Regions from separate parts of the Mus musculus genome. Here all the other regions are linked to region 1. A link is a loop called in an ENCODE intact Hi-C map of the cell type or tissue named here. Cell type or tissue: left cerebral cortex. All regions are shown on one strand.

Region 1 (4,000 bases):
GTGTCACCTTAATGGGCTGTTTTCAGCCATGCATCACACACACCCATCTTCCAGTCTCTCTTGGTGGGCTGGTGAGCTGACCCACGCATGGCTCATGGGAAGAGTCTTCATAGTCACCAAGTGTCCTCCATGAAATGACACTTGGCTAACTCCAGACCTTCACCAAGCACACAGGGTCATTGTTAACCTTTTGAAGGCTCTGGGGAGGCTCAGCAGTGTCTGACAGAGTTAGGATTCAGACCACAACCTGTCACTCACTAGTATTCCCTCGCCAGGAGGTTCTGGCTAATCGGCAGAGTCTGGCCTGAGTGTATAGGTAATGGCCAGATACAGCTGGTTCCACCCCTTGGGAGGTGTGTGTGTGTGTGTGTGTGTGTGTGTGTGTGTGTGCATGGTCTGTGTGTACTGTCTCTGTGGGTGTCTCTATGGGTGTGTGTGTGTGCTATCTGTGTGTGTGCGTCTTATCTGTGTGTCTGTGTATGTGTGCTGTCTGTGTATATGTGTATATGCGCATGCTTCTGTATGTGTGTGTTGTCTCTGTGTGTGTGTGTGTCTCTGTGTGTGCATGCTGTCTGTGTGCAGGCTCAGTGATGTCACATTGGTAGCTTAGACTTTGTCATTGTAAGAAATTGACACATGCCACCCTTTAGGACACCTTACCAAAAACAAACCATAGAGAGAACTGGTGTACCAAAACCTATTGAGTATGTCACCCTGGTAGCACTGTGGCCTTGGCCTAGTTGGTGCTTTGTTCTGAACCCAGATCCATTTTTAACTTGAATACAAATGGCACCCCTAGGTAGGATAGGGTGAGGACCCTGGGTGAGTTAAGGGCAGGGCTGGTAGCCCCACACTCTCAGGCACTTGGACTCTGAGAGTTCTGCCCGGTCACCATTGGCAGCATCTGACAGGCCACCAGCTCCTTGAGCTCCATACAAGGGAAGCACTTCAGGGGCACAGAGTAGGGCGAGCCAGACCTACATACGTGGTTTAGTGCTTTGTCCCCTTAGCCACCCTCCTGCTTGGGAGAGATGTCCATCTTCCATCTGCGCCCCACTGTTGCTGTCTGCTGTTTCTTTGGCTTTAGTCACATGCTCAGGATGAGCAGGGTGGAGTTGGGAGCTCTCCCCTCAAGACAGACCTGAGACAAGGCTGGACATGCCTTGTCCCTTGGTTCATCTTTCAGCTTGAGTATCCCTCCAGATCTTATGTTCTCACTTCTGCTGACAAGAGGACATGCCTCCACCCCCCCCACCTCTTTTGTTTTTGTTTTTGTTTTTGAGAGAGGGGTTCGTGTAGCCCAGGCTAGCCTCAAACTTGCTATGTAGTCTAGAATGGCCTTGAACTCTGATCTTCCTGTCTCTACCCCTTGAGTACTGGGACCCAAGCCTGGTTTATGTAGTACTGGGGAATCAAACCCAGCCCCCCCTCCCCCCCAGGCAAGCACTCTGTATCCCTAGGCTTTTGAAAAGAAATGTGGCTTGGGTCCAGCTTTTTCCAGTGTTGCTCTGGGAACTCCTGAGCCTGAATCATTCTTTGATGTGCAGACACCCCCAAATCTCCTTCGTTTTGTTGAATAAAAGGGCTCCTCAGAAGAAATCAATTATCTATTTTCATGGAGTCCCCAGGGGATGGTTAATCTGGTCAGAAAGGAGGTGCAGAGCAGAGGTATCCATCCAGAGAGCTGAGTTGGGGGCGCCTCTGGCGAGGGCTCCCTCTTGGGTGTGCAAAAAGCATTTAGTTATGAGCAGTAGAGAAGTGACCCCCTCATGTGGTGGGCACCCGAGCGTTGACAGGGTTCGGTGTCTAATTAGATTTGTCTGGCTTTAAAGTTGCCTAAGTTAAAAAAAAAAATTCTTTGCTCATCCCTACCACTGTTCTGTTCCTCTAGCTGGTGTTAGCAGCTGATTCAGTGGTTTCTTTTTTTCAGATCCCACCTGGTATTTCCATGAGCCCATGCATGGCCCAGCCTGGTGGTTACCCCCACCCCACCCCACCCTACCCCCTTCCACCCCCCCCTCTCCCCCCTCCCCCCCCCCAGCCAGTTTTAGTGAAGCCTTAGAATGACACACCCGTGTCAGAACTCTGTGTTGTTTTGATCCAAATCAGTAGCTTGGGCTTCAGACTAAGGCTGAGAGGAGAATTTTCGACATCCTTCCAAAGTCCCCGGGTGAGGGTGGGGGCTCTTTCCGTTTCTGCTCTCATCCGTCTTCCTGTCTGTTCTGGCTAGCCATCCCTCAGCGGGGCTTTCCTTCAGATCTCAGACGCTGGAAAGGAAGTGCCGTCAGTAGTGGACCATGGGATGTGCTGATGGATGGACCCCAGAGGCTCAGAATCGCCTCCTTTTCCAATAAACCCCTCCAAGCTTATTTCCTGACTCACAGGCGCCACCTAGGGGCTGCTACAAGAATTGCTATTGGGCAAGGGAACAAGCCTGGCCTACCTCAAGGGGGCGCTCTAGGAAGCCTTTTTATTTTATTTTATTATTATTTTTTTTAAATCAGAAATCCTTCCGTGTCATTGTCTTTTGGCCCCCAACTCATACCTTTGTTGAGTGAGGTAGAGCAGAGCTCTAAAAGAGCCAGGAAAGAATGGAGAATGGGGAGGCATAAACAAAGGGAGACTCCCCAGAGGGAAGTCTACAGTCCTGTGCCACTGAGCCTCAGAGCACAAGGGCTGCAGAGATAGCTCAGCGGTTAAGAGTACTGGCTGTTCTTCCAAAAGACCTGGGTTCAATTCCCAGCACACACACACATGGCAAATCACAGCTGTCTATAACTCTAATTACAGGATATCTGATGCCCTCACATACAGGATACAAGCAGGCAGAACACTAATGTGCCTAAAATAAAAATAAATCAATCAGGAAGGAAGGAAGGAAGAAAACAAACAAACTCTCAGAGCCTGGCATGGTGGCGCAAGCCTGAAATCCCAGGATTCTTTTGTGATTTTGTTGTTGTTTTTGTTTGGTTGTTTTGAGACATGATTCCTCTATAGTCCTGGCTGCCCTGGAACTCTCAGGAGATCCACCTGTCTCTGCCTCCTGAGTGCTGGGATTAAAGGCCTGCACTACCACATTGAGCAGATGCAATAGTCTTTAAGGGGCCCCCAGTTGTAGTAATCTGTGCATCTTGGAAACCAGTCCTGGGCAAAACCACATATAACTAGTCTTGTTCCTCCTACTCTAGCCAGAAAGCCTCTAAAGTTACTTGGATTTTTAATTTAAATCCAGTGTTAGCATAGATCCAGTCAGAAGGACACCCAGTCTTCCCCGAGTCTCAGTTTGCTGACCTGTGAAATGAAGCTAACAAACAAGCTACCCTCCAGGTTTGAGGCTGGTCTTAGTTGGCTTCAAAAGCTGTAGGGAGCCAGCAGGTCTGGGTCGCAGTCCTTCTTCTGCTTCACAGCAGTGGTGGCTTTGGGCAAGTGTGTTTCCTCCTGAGCTGTGCTCTCCTCATCTGTCAGGAGTGTGCCTGCATTTACCCTACTCAACATGGGGCAGGACAACCATTCTTCTTTTGACCAGAATCATGTCTAAAGGATACATGTGTGCATGCATACTCGATTTGTACACACACACACACAGACACAGAGAGAGAGAGAGATTGATTTTGAGGTTGTTAAAAAGTTATTTATTTATTTTACGGATGTGAGTACACTGTCTTTGTCTTCAGACACACCAGAAGAGGGCATCAGATCCCATTACAGATGGTTGTGAGCCATCACATGATTGCTGGGAATTGAACTCAGGACCTCTGGAAGAGCAGTCAGTGCCCTTAAGCTGAGACATCTCTCCAGTCCCTTTGAGGGGATTTTATTGATGTGAATGAGTGCTTTGCCGGCATATGTGTCTATGCCCTGTATGCATGGAGTGCCTGTGGAGTCCTGGGGAGGATGCTGGGGCCCTGGAACCAGTGTTAGCAGTTTTAAGCTGCCATGTGAGTGCTGGGAACGGATCTCCAGTCCTCTACAAGAGCAGTGAGTGCTCTTCACAGTCTAG
Region 2 (4,000 bases), 120 kb before region 1:
CAGAGGCCTCTGTCCTGCTCTGACCTTCAGCCCATAAGACCATCAGCATTTGCCTTTCTTTGACCAGTTTAAAATGACAAAGGCTGAGGATGAGGCTCTGAGTTCTGATCCCCAGAAAAGCCAGGTGCAGGTGTAACTCTAGCGCTGGGAAACTGCCTCTAGTAGGATCCCAGGCTGAGCTTGCTGGCCAACCAGTCTAGCCAGCCGGTGAGCTTTAGGTTCAGTGAGAGAACCAATCTTAGAAAAGAAGGCGAGGGCCATGGAGAAAGACCATGTTCACACACACGCACATCACCACTCTGGGGTAGGGGAGTGTGGCTCAGCTGGAAGAGTGCTTGCTTGCTTGGGATGCATGGAACACTGAGTTCTGTCCCTCCAGCACCATATATACCAGGCATAGTAGCACAGAAGTTCAAAGGAGGTTGTCAGCTACATAGTGAGTTTGAGGCCAGTCTGGGATCAGGAACAAGACAAGAAAGAAAAACTTGGGAGTTGCAGTATTTTATAGCCCCTTGAGTGACCCCTGGACAGGTGGAAATCCTCCACTCCAGGGAATTTAAAATGGTATCTGCCACACTGTCCTAGCAGCACCCACTTCTCAAGCAGAGTATTAGTCACACAGTGGTCACCTCCCCTCCATTGCTGGAATCCCATCAGAGCATGCTGGCACAGTATATCCTATTCGTGAACCAGGCTTCTGTGACTCGGTGGGGCTGGGGGCCCTGTGCTACTCCCACTCACACTGTCTTTGCTTTCCAGGTCTTCTATCAGAAATCACCGATCCAGAGAGCTTCCTAAAGGACCTGTTGAACTCAGTCCCCTGACCATCCCCATGGAAATGAGATTGAAGCTAGCTTGCATTCTCCCCTCATTCATCTCTCCGTGTGCACTCATTTCCCCCACGGATGCTGCATTAGCACCCCCTCCTCCCTCAGTTTTCTCGGAGTGGTTTGGGGTCTGTAGGCTTCCTGTTCTATCACGTGTGTGTGTGTGCTGCGCAGGCTATGAAGTTGTCTGTAGCTCAAGCCATTGAAGGACCTATACGTACCTAGGAGCTGTGAGCTGTCCCGGCCAGCTTGAGTGTGTACATCTTGAAATAAATGAATGACTTAGTACACATTGGAAAGGGGTCTAGCTGCTGCTTGCCCAGTGCTTTCCAGTGAACTCACAGCCTTGCAGTGACACACCAGGAAGACTGCTGGAGTTGAATTGTGTTCTCTGGGGTCTGATGGTTTTTTTGTCCCTAGCCAAAAGAGGGCTCAGCAGAGCAGGCCCTGGTCAGCATCTACTTCAAAGGCCTTGAAAGCATTTGACAGTCTCCTGCTGGCTGCCAGGCAGAGAGGAGAGACTTCAGGGAAGGGTGAGAATAGTGAGAATAGCTGTGTCCACTGCTAGGGCTCTTCTGCCCACCGCCCTAGGAAGAGCCTGTGCATTGTTCTGCACCCCAAGTCGCCTGCTGAGACCTCAGTTGACAGGTGAGGCGCCTCTGAACTTAGTATCTGGACCTCTGAGACCTGCCCCCACCTCCTGGCTCCTGAGAGCCTTTCTCAGACTTCAGCAAAAGGCTGACCCAGTCACAGCCTGTCGGGAGGAAGAGCTGGCTAACTCCCATCAACCAAAGGCTTTGGTGACATCAGCCCCTCTGAATGTCTGGTTCACAAGGTTGCTCCCTGGACCAGACCATCTGGGCCTGTGATGCCTCTGGTCTCCTTTGGATGACTTCCACAACCAAGGCACCATGTTGCTTCCCCAGAGCCTTTGCAGCCAAAAGGCAAGAGTATTGTGCTTAGCTCTAACAGAGAGACAAAGGCAGTTTGTTTGGGTGCTGTCCCAAAGCCCTGGCAGGCCAGAGCACAAGCAACTGGGGGTTGAGTTAGCCCTGGAACTGCCAGGCAGGCTTCCCTTCCTGATGCAGCCTGGGGCCAGCCTGCCCTGGAGGAAAGACATAGCATCTCCTTGGAAGAGGGCTGCTTTCCCAGCTGCTTAGATTCTGCAGCTTTTTCTCATATAACTTGGGTTCAGCAAGTAAGGTGGGGACCTTGGCATTGTTCTTTTGGATCCCCCTACACATACTTGTCTGTCCTGCTGGACTCCAGAGAGGTAGTTTAGACATTGAGGGAGGGTCAGCCACTGTCCTGTCACTTAGTAAACTGGAGCAACTTCATGTGGGGCCGGGGCTGCCAGTGCAAGGGGACCACTGTAGGCCAAGGCATGTTTATGATCATCCATTACTAATGCGGCCCCATCAGAAGGCTGACCAAAGCCCCCAGAGCACGAGTCTCTCCGGACAAGAACCTGCTAGAGCCGAGCTTTTGGTTTTGAGTGAGCTTACAAAGTAGCAATAGCAGATAAAACATCATCAAACCAGGCACTCACAGTGTCCCACGGAGACAAAACACAACTCAGGGCTGGCTCCTGGCCATTCAGCTGCAGCTGCCTGGGGAAGCAACACCCAGTCAGCCGAGACGCCAGGCAGCACAGAGCGCTCTCACAGCTGACTATCTGGCTCTTCCTCTTCCTGGGCATTTTTAACATGGGCTCAGCAGTGATGACCTCTGTCGGAAGTAGTTTCCCTTCTTGAAGTTCTCAAAAGACTTTTAACACCCTCTGCTGCTTGCTGTGTGCCGTCTGGAGCCAGCCTGCCCCAGGACAGGGCCTTCTGCAGGACAGCTGACAGACATGCTTGTGTGTCTACAGTGGAGCCACCACCCTCTGCTCTGTTCAACTTGAGTAGCACTCCATCCCTTACCAATAAGAGTACACAAGACAAGTCCTCCAAGGATCTTGGGCCGAGCCCACGTTTGTCTTGATTCCCTTGTCAAGCCCAAGAGCACTTGCCAGTGCTTCTGCACCGTCCCAGAAAAGCTGCTAACACTGTAGCCCTGCAGGTCCGTGCTGCATCCTAGGGCTGGGCCTTGGCTGTGTCTGAATGGTAATGGAAAACAGGCTGGGCAGTGGACGTCGCCCCATACCTGCAACCCCTAGGCAGGAGCACTGGAGGACGTCAGACGAGCCAAGCTCTCCTTTCTGGAGCCACTCTGCTCAGCCACAGGACCCAAGGGATTGAGGCCAGCTGTTAGGCCTAGTGAGGTCTGAAGTCAGTCCACAGAAAGGCCATTCCTTTTAAACACTACTCAAGCCACTGGTACCGTCATCCTCATGTCCTTCCTGGCCTCCAGCTCTCCAAGTATAGGACCCAATTTGGGAGGAGGAGGAGGCTGTGTGTCCACATCCCACTAGGGTCAGGGGCTGGGCCAGACTCTGCCTTCATTCTGTCTGACATCAGCATTGAGATGGATGGTGGTGGTGATGCCTCTCAGAGGGAGACAGCCCCCTTATCACGCACAGCCTTGGAGGGCCCCCACTACTGTTCAGCTACTGGACCTTTCCCATCTCAAATGGCCCCTCCCACTGCCTGATCGCAGGGTCCCAGGACACTAATTCTTTAAAGTTGGAGGCATCCCATAGGAGCCTCCCTGGAGACATATCAGGGAAGGGAAGAGCGAAGACCCAGTTTTGTTTGGTGTCTGAACCCTCCCCTCCCCCGTGAGACAGTGAGGGTACAGGTGGGTCTGGGTCACCTGAGACCTTGAGGCTGGTAGTGTTTCCCAAGGGTAATGGTTTCCTCCATGGGGCCCTGTAGGGTAGGGCTCCTGCCCTATTTATGTGAGGATCTCTTCCACCTCATTGTGATATTTTGACAGGCACTGTCACTGCAGCAACACAGGCTGTAAAGGAGATATGAACAGCCAAAGTAGGGGCCTTAGGAACCAGGTCAGCCACAATCTCAGAATGGACAAAAGTACCACTCATGTGCATGTGTGCATGCTCGGCCAGCAGAGCTCGGTCACCTTAGCAGTTGCTCTCTTTCCTTTCATTCTGCTGGCCTGTTTCCTGTCTCAGGTGGGGTACCTCCCTTCCCTGACCAGTGTTTGGCTGCCACTCATCCTCTGGCCTCCCCAACAAGCCCAGAGAGCCAGGATTAGGAGCCAGGCATGTG
Region 3 (4,000 bases), 140 kb before region 1:
TGTGGTGTGCGACCAATGAGGTATGTGCTTGCTTTCTCTGCAGGAGCTGTGGGTGGGTGGGCTGCCTTTCTGTCCTCAAGACTGGCCAAGTGGAGCTGCTGTTAATCACCATGGCCTTGTGTGGCTGCTGTGGCTTTCCTTCCTGTCTGGAGAGGTCCATCATTTTGTCAGCTCGGTCAGACAGCTTCAGGGAGGCATGCGTGACATTGTGCCTCTGCTTTTCTCTGAACTGAGGCTGGACCTCTGCAGGCCGCAGCTTTGATGCCTGGCATAGGCAGCCTCTCCCAGCAGCTCCCTCCTGTCCCGTGCAGGCTGTGTGTGTTAAGCTGCTGGTTAATTCCTCCTTATCTCTGTGATGAAGAGAGAGCCTGCTGTCTGTGGGCAGAGACGTGCTCTGCGTGCCTGAAATGTGTACTACATTCTTTGGTTCAGATACAGTTGTTTGTCCTGTGTCCTTTGGATTATGATCCTCTGTGGGCTGAGAGAACTCTTCCTGAGATCAGCACAGTCTTAGAATTGAGCCTTTACTTCTAGCCTAGGAAGTAGCTGTTGGAGCGCTTGCTTACCCAGTGCTCCAATGGAATCCAGTAGGATTGTGTGTCTGCTGCAGCGCTTCTCACGGGGCCTGGCCTGCAGCAGGCACTGAACCGAGTGAGTCTCTTCCACATGTGAATTACAGCCTTTGCGTCTCAGAGACTTCCAGTCCCTGTCTTGTTAGAGAGATGGAGGCTCACATCACCAAGGCACTGAGCAGGTCCCAGGGTGAAGGCTTACAGTGGTTTCTAGGCCTGTTCATGTCTACCTTTCCAACTTTTCTCTGCTTAGGGAGAGCCCATGAGGATTGTTTATCGAATGCGGGGGCTCCTGGGCGATGCCACCGAGGAGTTTATCGAGTCCCTGGACTCCACCACAGGTATGGCCCTCTCCATATATGATGCTGCATATTGGACTCAGGCCAGAGCAAGCATGTCCCAGAGTACAGTAGCCTGTGCTCTGCATCACAGTTGTCGGGGAGGAAGACAGGCATCTGTGGGCCGATTCCCTATTGGGATGAAACCGTTCAGGCTGTCGGAAAGATGCAGTTAGCAGGCTTGTGTTCAGACTTCTCTCCACCTTGGCTCTCAGTGGTATTTGCTAGGGCTTTGCTGTAATGGCAGAAAACTGTAGTTGACTTAAGCCTTGAGCAAGGCCCCTAAGGGAGTGAGTACAGGTCGGTTATAGTAATGACCTTAGTTCTAGCCCGGGGAAAGGGCTGTATGCCCTCAGCCCAGGAGAGGGCTGTGTGTTCTGATCTAAGCACTTACTCCCATTTTGAACTTGTGCTCCTCTGGTCTCCCTTTTCTCCCAGATGAAGAAGAAGATGAAGAGGAAGTGTACAGAATGGCCGGTGTGATGGCCCAGTGTGGGGGTCTGCAGTGCATGTTGAACAGACTGGCAGGAGTCAAAGATTTTAAGCAGGGACGCCACCTTCTAACAGTGAGTTGTGGGCAGTATGACAGGACCAGGCTCTCTCCGAGAAGCTGAGGTCATTAAGCCACTTGACACTAGAGGGCAGTGTGGTACAGCAGGGACTAGTGCTGGCTTTCACCACACCTTGGACAGCTAAGCCTCCCACTGCTCTCTTCCTGGCCGGCTCCCTTAGATCTGGGCTGTGGCGGTCTTCTCCGGTACCTCTTCAGGTCTCAGGAACCATGACTGTTTCTCCCCTGTAACTGCTCTTGTGCCAGTCATTGTTGGTTTACGATTGCCTTTATTCTTGTAACGTAACTCATTTCTCCGTCATTGGCTGCTGTTTAGAGGGTCATCTGTCTCACTAGTCAGGGCATTCCAAAGTCACCACAGAGACTTCACTAATGTCTACCTTGTGAGCTTTACAAGGACAAACACTCTCGTGTTATTCAGATGGCCTACCTGGTTTTAGGCCTCCATAGGCTGTGTGTGCCAGGGTTTTCTGTCTGCTGCTAGTTCAGAGATTAGATTGGTGCTGGGTTTCCCTGGGATAATGGAACACCACCTGATTTATTAAGAATCACTCGGGAGAATGTTGCCACTTAAGATGGTGACCTGGAATGAGAGCCCAGGATCACCTCTCCTTGCTCTTCAGGAGGAGTGCCTGCTAATTGAGAAGTCACTTAGAGCAGTGGTTCTCAGCCCATGGGTCAAGACCCTTCGGGAGTCACATACCAGCTTTCCTGCATCTCAGAGATTTACATTACAGTTCATAACAGTAGCAAAATTACAGCTATGAAGTAGCAACAAAAATGTTATTTTTGGTGTCCCCATGCCATGCTGTATTAGGGGGTTGGGGTCCCCGTGCCATGAGGAGCTGTCTTAGAGGGTTGCAGCACTAGGAAGGTTGATCAGCACTGGCCCAGACCCTTTTCTGTGGCTGTGGCTTGTATGCCGTCTGCTCCCGGATGCTCTCGTGGACCTCTGGGCTGGCTTCTCTTGCAGGTGCTGCTGAAGCTCTTCAGTTACTGTGTGAAGGTCAAAGTCAACCGGCAGCAGCTGGTCAAGCTGGAGACGAACACTCTGAATGTCATGCTGGGGACTCTGAACCTGGTAAGCAGTGTGGGCTGCAGACGATGGACAGGGAGCTTTGGCGCCAATGAGAGATTGCAGTACCAAGCCTGCTCCTTCAGCTCACTTTCCAGATGACCCAAACTCGTGCTCTGCAGAGCTTCCTGCCCCTGTGCTGGGTGTAGACTCAAGACCAGGAGCAGGAATTCTGTAGAACAGAATCAACACTGCAGAAAAATTGTGCGTCTCAGGGCACACACACTTACATGCATGGGTGCACATGCAGCCCCTGGCTTAAGACCATGGAAGGCAGTGGAGCTCACTCACAAGTGACCGACTGTGCCCTGGCTCCCCCCTTCAGGCTCTGGTAGCCGAGCAAGAGAGCAAGGACAGCGGAGGAGCAGCTGTGGCTGAGCAGGTGCTAAGCATCATGGAGATCATTCTAGATGAATCCAACGCAGAGCCCCTGAGTGAGGACAAGGTGAGTGGGGCCTAGTCCTTCTGCCCACAAACACTGGGAACCTGCAGTGGGCTTATCTGGAGCTAGCTGATTTCAGCCCAGAATGGCTAAGCCCTCTCTTGTTAGAAATGGCCAGTTTCTACTTAGGGCTATATCATTGCGCTGAGCCTGAAACTTTTGCATTTAGAGAAACGAAGCTGCCAAGGATACTCTGTCAGGTTGAAGGCACTCACTGATGGAAGCCGGGCATGACCTGGCTGAACAGGCAGTGTTGTAGCTCAACCCTCTACCCTACAGTTGGCCTGACTTGTGAGTGGTGCAGTCAGGCCTCGGGGTTGAAATCAGTCTCCCCTATGTGCATCTGGATCTTCCTGCCTCTCGGGGTTGGTGATTTGGCCAGGCCTATGGTCCCAGGAGTCTATAGCCGTCTCTGTTCTCCTGGGGGAGCAGGGCATTGTATTGGTGTAGTTTGGCTACCTGAGAACCATCACAGTAGCTCCGATACTCATCAGGGGGACCCAGGCTGCTTATTGTCCCCAGCAAGCGCTAAGGAACAGTTCTGTCTGGTGGGGGTGGCAACTTTGGGGGGGTCAGTTCTTGGCTACAGCCACCATCTTTATTCCCACCCTTTTCCATTGCAGGGCAACCTCCTCCTCACAGGTGACAAGGATCAACTGGTGATGCTCTTGGACCAGATCAACAGCACCTTCGTTCGATCCAACCCTAGCGTGCTACAGGGCTTGCTGCGTATCATCCCATACCTGTCCTTCGGAGAGGTGGAGAAGATGCAGATCCTGGTGGAGCGGTTCAAGCCATACTGCAGCTTCGAGAAGTAGGAGCCTGAAGTTTGATACAATGAGCCTCTTGGGAGAGCCCACAGAGTCCCAAGCTAGACTTGTGAGGCTGAACAGGGCTGCCTGGGGTTTTGTTGAGTGTCTGTGTCCATGATCTGGCAGATGGGAGCTTTGTTTAGCTGGAGAGGCAGTCACCAAACCCTAGTGTAATGAAGCAGTGGTAGGA

Evidence for each region. Peaks named below come from ENCODE experiments on the same cell type or tissue, not always from the same donor. Only the 100,000 strongest peaks of a DNase experiment are listed, where the experiment ranks them.
Region 2: a loop joins it to region 1, with 2.5 times the contacts of the local background. A loop is called at or near these places in 7 of 42 quality-filtered maps.
Region 3: a loop joins it to region 1, with 3 times the contacts of the local background. A loop is called at or near these places in 19 of 42 quality-filtered maps.

Annotation. Positions count from the first base shown.
Region 1 is chr4:139,609,444-139,613,443 of GRCm38, forward strand. The region is part of intron 5 of Iffo2 (intermediate filament family orphan 2); the gene reads left to right. Among named protein-coding and RNA genes, the nearest start is that of Aldh4a1, 11 kb to the right of the region's middle. In left cerebral cortex, no CTCF peak of the experiment used is centred here; DNase peaks (open chromatin) are centred at 1,579 and 2,387.
Region 2 is chr4:139,488,408-139,492,407 of GRCm38, forward strand. Ubr4 (ubiquitin protein ligase E3 component n-recognin 4) reads left to right here. Exons shown (of 106, transcript NM_001160319.1): 106 at 760-1,126. The coding sequence ends at 824. Among named protein-coding and RNA genes, the nearest start is that of n-TVaac1, 60 kb to the left of the region's middle. In left cerebral cortex, no CTCF peak of the experiment used is centred here; DNase peaks (open chromatin) are centred at 1,795 and 2,448; H3K27ac peaks cover 728 bases.
Region 3 is chr4:139,468,851-139,472,850 of GRCm38, forward strand. It overlaps Ubr4 (ubiquitin protein ligase E3 component n-recognin 4), which reads left to right. Exons shown (of 106, transcript NM_001160319.1): 90 at 1-20; 91 at 826-913; 92 at 1,349-1,476; 93 at 2,455-2,562; 94 at 2,882-3,001; 95 at 3,622-3,812. Among named protein-coding and RNA genes, the nearest start is that of n-TVaac1, 40 kb to the left of the region's middle. In left cerebral cortex, a CTCF peak has its summit at 1,549 (motif pointing right); a DNase peak (open chromatin) is centred at 1,552.